2 separate regions of the Homo sapiens genome follow, and region 2 is linked to region 1. Evidence: chromatin contacts called from ENCODE Hi-C or POLR2A ChIA-PET data. All regions are on one chromosome and are shown on one strand. Each heading gives the region's core, a stretch centred on a gene start or an enhancer-like site at or near the end of the contact. The rest is flanking DNA. Distances are from core to core; before and after follow the strand shown. Region 1 has its middle 12 kb from the start of ARL4D. Region 2 holds the start of MIR2117HG (MIR2117 host gene).

Region 1 (3,031 bases), core at 528-3,027:
CGAAAATCCCTCAGGGAAGATGGGGGCTTCCCCCAACCCTCAAGAAGTCTCCAGGGTGCTTCTCTCAGCCATCACTGAAGTTCACCTAGTGATCTAGGCCCAATCTCTGCTGCTATGCTGCTTTTTTGTTAAGTTATAGACATGTTGGTTTTATTCAAAAGAATAAAATGCTTGACAAACTGAAAAATATGGAATGCTTCATCAATTTGCGTATCATTCTTATGCAGGGGCCATACTAATCCTCTCTGTATCATTCCAATTTTAGTATATGTGTTGCTGAAGCCAGTGTGTGCTACTGCTGTGCTTTAAGCTGAGTTTTCTCCAGATTTGGTCCTTGGGGGGAACTGATTTGCTGGCACTTCAAGGGCCTGCTGAGAACTCTTTGCTTGCTGGCTTTGGGCCAGCTGAGCTCTGCCATCCTTCTGCCCATCCTGACAACATTGGGCCAAAGCTAGGGTGAGGTCAACATGAAACCTGTGGAGGTGTAATGGAAGTGTCACCTCCCAGAAGGGCAGGTATGTGGCCACCCATACCTGTCCACAGCTGCTTCTTCACTCCCCTCCCTGGAGCCAGCAGCTCTGGTTTCAACAGTGCGAGGGTGTGTGTGCGTGTTTGTGTGTGTGTTCGCATGCATGTGCATGTGCATTTGTGAGACACACCACAGGACATCTACATGCTAGGGACAGAAAGATGGGGAGGGCATGACGCTGGATTTTCTCTGTTTGATCTCGAGTGTAAAAGAGCAGCCAAATGCCCTCAAATAATGTTCTTTTTCTCCCTCTCTTGCTTTTCTCCCCAGGACTCTGGCACTTCTACAAATAGAGCTGTGCCAGAAGAAAAGGAAGTTTCAGCACTCAGTCCATCCACACCCCCCACCCCCTGAAACAATAATCTCTTCCTCTCTCCCAGCCCCTGTTTGAATTGGGGAGGGGGAGGGAAAGGAGGCGTCTTTTCTGTTCTGAAGTTTCTAAGGAAGCCAGTACAGACGCACCCTTCCCCTTCCAGGGAATGTATCCTGTGATGTTTAAGTAGGAGTCAAGCCTTGAGAATGAATTTCTCTTGAACTGTCCTTTCTCCACCACAGGAGATGGGATGGGTACACCCAATAAAGGAGAAAGAGCAAGAGAAGGGGTTAGGGTCAGATGTCCCCAAGGATATCAAAGTTTTCTGCCTAAGGGAACAGTGGGGCTCAGATGACCCATAGGCAAGGAAAGAGGTCAAGGAATGACTCAGTAGCCACAGCCTCCTGGAGCCTCTTGAAGAAACTCAAGGTTTCAACCTGATAAACATTCTCAAGACAGACAAGGCAGGATCAGAAGTAGGAATCCTGGGCAACATAGTGAGACCCTGTCTCTACAAAAAGTAATTAGTTGGGCATGGTGGTGTGCACCTGTGGTCCCAGCTGCTAGAGAGTCTGAGGTGGGAGGATCGCTTGAGCCCAAGAGTTCCAGGCTGCAGTGAGCCGTGACCATGCCACTGCACTCCAGCCTGGGCAACAGAGTGAGACGCTGTCAAAAAAAAAAAAAAAAAAAGAAAGAAAGAAAGAAGGAAAGAAAGAGGAAGAAAAAGAAACAGAAAGAGAAAGAAGGTGGGACAAGGGCAGATAAGGGTTGAGGCCAGGCTGAGAGTGAGAGTAGAAAGAGGACTGGGTTGCCAAGTGTGGATAACAATCAGGGCTGTGCTTGCTCGGGTCAGCTCACTCTTCTCTTCTCAGGCTACTCCCTGAGTGGATGCCTTGGTGCTCCACCCAGATTCCCGGTGCTGACTGTGAGTTTTGGCTGCCAATGGCTCTCCATCTCTGGACTTGCCCTTGGCCTAGAGGGCAGCCAATTAGCTGACTGACAGGGACATAAAAAACTAGCCTCCCTGACTCAGGTGGGATCCTTTCTGTCATACAGTTGTCCACCCAGAGCTTCCCACAGGATCAAGCCAAAACCAGACTCAGCTGTGAAGCACATCCTTGCTTCCCCACTCTGTGCCCCACCCTCTTTCCTTTCCTCCCTTCTCCTGAGAGTTTGCCTCACAATAAACCATGTGCCGCCCAAATCCCCATCTCAGTCTGCACATCAAGGGAACCAGATCTAAGACACTTCTTTGGGTACAAATTGCACCTTAGCTCCAGTGCCTAGGATGCTGTGTCAGCCCCTAGTCAGCCTTCAGTGCACAATAAAGATTTTTAAAAATTTTTTCGGCCGGGCGTGGTAGCTCACATGTGTAATCCCAGCACTTTGGGAGGCCGAGGTGGGCGGATAATATGAGGTCAGTAGCTCAAGACCAGCCTGGCCAACATGGTGAAACCCCGTCTCTACTAAAAATACAAAAATTAGCCAGGCCTGGTGGCGTGAGCCTGTCATCCCAGCTGCTCAGGAGGCTGAGGCAGGACAATCACTTGAACTCAGGAGGCAGAGGTTGTAGTGAGCCTGGATCGCGCCACTACACTCCAGCCTAGGCGACAGAGCAAGACTCCGTCTTGAAAAAAAAAAAAAAAATTCTAGTCTCTCACTATGAAACTACAGTAAATAATGCTAAATACTATTCATATTATATGTGGTTAATTGAAAGAAGGAGTGATTGGTTGAATTAATGCTCTGGATGGGAGATAAGTAGGTGGGGGAATTTATTGTAGGACCACCCCCCCATATACACACACACGTTAACCAGATGCCCATGGCTCATCCCAGTACATCCTGTCTACATATAGGCCACCTGCTTACATCTATGCAAAGTCAGGGACAGATAATCCAGTTTGTGGATTATCCAGACCCCCAGCTGGCATGTTCCTTCTCAATATTGCCTCCCTGAACCCTCCCTCTGCTCCAGCACTTTCCCGGGGGTAGAGGGTGGGCAGAGACAGGCAGCAGGGGAGGGCAGGATGATGAAACCTCAGTCTGTCAACACTGTTGCTGCTGCCTCAGCAGTCTGATGAAAGATTAGAAACTATTGGGTAAAATCATGTTAGGAATTTTCTATGGATTCCAGGTATCTGGGCTCATCACCAAGTAGACAATTAAGAGTTGTTTGTGTGGTGAAA
Region 2 (2,752 bases), core at 22-2,521, 34 kb before region 1:
TTTTTTTTTTTGAGACAGAGTCTTGCTCTGTCACCCAGGCTGGAGAGCAGTGGCACAATCTTGGCTCACTGCAACCTCCGCCTCCTGGGTTCAAGCGATTCTCTCGCCTCAGGCTCCCGAGTAGCTGGGATTACAAGCACACACCACCATGCCCGGCTAGTTTTTGTATTTTTAGTAGAGATGATGTTTCACCATATTGGACAGTCTGGTCTTGAACACCTGACCTCAGGTGATCTACCCACCTCGGCCTCCCAAAGTGTTGAGATCATAGGCGTGAGCCACCGTGCCTGGCCTCAAAACCCTGGGATTACAGGTGGGAACCACTGCATATGGCTGAGTTGTACACTTTAAAAAAAATTTTTTTTTAAATATGGAACACTTCACAAATTACAGTGTCATCTTTGAGCAAGGGTCATGCTAATTTTCTTTGTATCATTCCAATTTTAGTATATGTGCTGCTGAAGTGAGCATTGAATTGTATAATTTAAAAGGGTAAATTTTGTGGTATACTATACTAGTTTTATGGTATACCATAAAATTGTGGGTATACTTTATAAAAATAAAATTATGGTATGTAAAATGTTACGGTATACCATAAAATTATGGTATACTTTATGGTATACCATTAAATTGTACTCAGGCAGTATGAAAAACTCAGTATAAAAAAATTCATAGACCTGTACACCAACAGAAAAAATTTTACTGCATAATTTAAAAAATAAAAAAAAAATTAAGTCCTGTGTCCGAAAGGCAGGAGCCAGGTTCTCACCTGTTGTGTGTCACCTAAGTTGCCTCATACAATAAATGCTGAGGACAGTGGTTCCCGGACGTGGGTACATGTCCAGGAACCACCTGGTTGGGGGAGGTCTTTGAAAACTTCTGATGCCTGGCAACCGCCCCCAGGCATTCAGATTTAATTGGTCTGAGGTACAACCTGGGTACTGAGATGTTTTTTTAAAGCTTCCCAGGTGATTCTAACATGCAGCAAAATTTGAGAACCACGGGCTTAGCAAAAGGTTGATGAACAACCATTCTTGGGAGCCAAAAGCTAATCCCCGCCCCACCTTACCTCACTTTCACCTCAAGGCAATCAGATCAGATCTGTCCTTGGCAAAGAGAACAGCTACAGCCAATCCTGCTGTTCACCATGCCGGACAGAAGTAAATCAGAGCATTCTCTCCAGTTCCTTAAGGGCCACTGCTCTCTCTATAAACATGTGGTTGATGAGATCAGCAATTCTGAAGCAGGATCCATTCTACAAAGCATGGTTTCTTCCGTTCTCCCCAGGTTTTCTCTCTCTTGCTGTCCCCATTTGTAGCTGGGGTTGGGAAGTGGAGGAGAGAGAAAGTCACTGAATAAATACATTCTCTGTGTTCTCAATGAACAGACATGAAAGAAAAGAAAAATGGTAAATACATTCCTAGTAGGGTGAGCCTCAGTAGGTTTCTGGATTACCCTTCCCAGAAACATTCATATTTTCAAAGAAGACCTCCTGGTAAACGAAGACATGAGTCACTAGTAAGGAAGGTTTTGAGGGACAGGGTCTCTTTCCTTTAACTTCCCAGACACATGTCTGGACTGGTCCTGATTGTTTGACCTGTCTGTTTTCTTAGAACAGAGCATGAGATCCTAGCTAGCTGCATTCCATTCACTTAACAATTTGTTGTTCGAATTTATTTATTTCAGTTACGATTAGGTTTTGTCTGTGGCATTTATCGTCTTTCTATGCCAAGCAGTCTCACACTAACTTGAAAGCCCTTTTGTATTATCTACTGTGTTTCCTACAGGTGAGTCTTTTCACCTTGTCTTAGTAATTAAGACTTCTGGTTGTAGATTACAAAAACCATCTCAAGCAAGTTTAGGCAACAATGGGAGTTCTCAATGAGATTACAGGTGGAACCAGGAAAGTTAAGCCTCAGGGAGAGCAGGAATCCAGGCATACGTGGTCTTTATCAGGGAGTAGACACCAGGGCCCCACCCCAGTCAATGGGGAAGTCAGATCTCAGAGAATAATAATCATTGAACATGAATTGAATGTCTGCTATGTGCAGGAACATATATTATTGATAACATATTCTTATGTTATCAGTATGAGTTATATTACTATTGCTCTTCCCATTTTATAAATGAGGAAACTGAGGTCCACAGAAGATAAGCAATATGTTCAAGAGCTTCCAGGCCAGGTCCGGTGGCTCACACCTGTAATCCCAGCACTTTGGGAGGCCGAGGCAGGAGGATCACCTGAGCCTCAGAGTTTTGAGTCCAGCCTGGGCAACATAGGGAGACCTTATCTCTACAAAAAATTTAAAAAGTAACCAGGTGTGGTGGTGGTGCCTGTGGTCCCAGCTATTCAAGAGGCTGAGGTAGGAGAATCACTTGAGCCCGGGAGGTAGAGTCTGCAGTGAGCTGTGACTGTGCCACTGGACTGCAGCCTGGGTGGTGGAGAAAGACTCGGTCTCAAAAAAAAAAAAAGAAGTAGGGGGTGGGGGGCAGTTCCAGTTGGCACTGGAACTCAGGCAGTATGGTTTCAGAATTGACACACTTAGCCACCAGGTGAATGGTTCCCTTAAGAGTTGTACAGTGGGCAACCTGCACACCCATACCTGGCAGCCCTGACTATGGACTAGATCAGTGTTTCTCATCAGAGACACTGAGGACATTTGGAGCTAGATAATTTTTTGTGTAGGACTATCCCATCCTTCATTTACTATATGTGAGTGGTAATAACGCTCCCAATCATTGTGACAATCAA

What was found. Hi-C counts contacts between places; a loop is a spot of excess contacts on that map. ChIA-PET counts read pairs that join two places held with the same protein, here RNA polymerase II (POLR2A). Pooled maps may share reads with other maps.
Region 2: a map of endothelial cell of hepatic sinusoid shows a loop between it and region 1 (6-fold over the local background). The contact joins the promoter of MIR2117HG here to the enhancer-like site in region 1. A Hi-C loop is called at or near these places in 5 of 168 maps with a recorded cell type or tissue (MCF 10A, breast epithelium, endothelial cell of hepatic sinusoid and 2 more), 1 of 37 single-sample maps with no recorded cell type and 2 of 50 pooled maps. POLR2A ChIA-PET finds 5 or more read pairs at or near these places in 16 of 52 experiments (AG04449, AG04450, B cell and 13 more).

Annotation. Positions count from the first base shown.
Region 1 is chr17:43,409,682-43,412,712 of GRCh38, reverse strand. It overlaps the pseudogene RNU6-470P. Among named protein-coding and RNA genes, the nearest start is that of ARL4D, 12 kb to the right of the region's middle. Within about 2 kb of position 1,777, at least 5 of the 41 ENCODE cell types and tissues checked have a DNase peak (open chromatin) inside an H3K27ac peak, as active enhancers do.
Region 2 is chr17:43,443,226-43,445,977 of GRCh38, reverse strand. MIR2117HG (MIR2117 host gene) reads right to left here and starts at 1,271. Exons shown (of 2, transcript NR_146952.1): 1 at 1,070-1,271. It overlaps MIR2117 (microRNA 2117), which reads right to left and starts at 1,172; the gene lies at 1,093-1,172. It also overlaps the pseudogene RNU6-406P.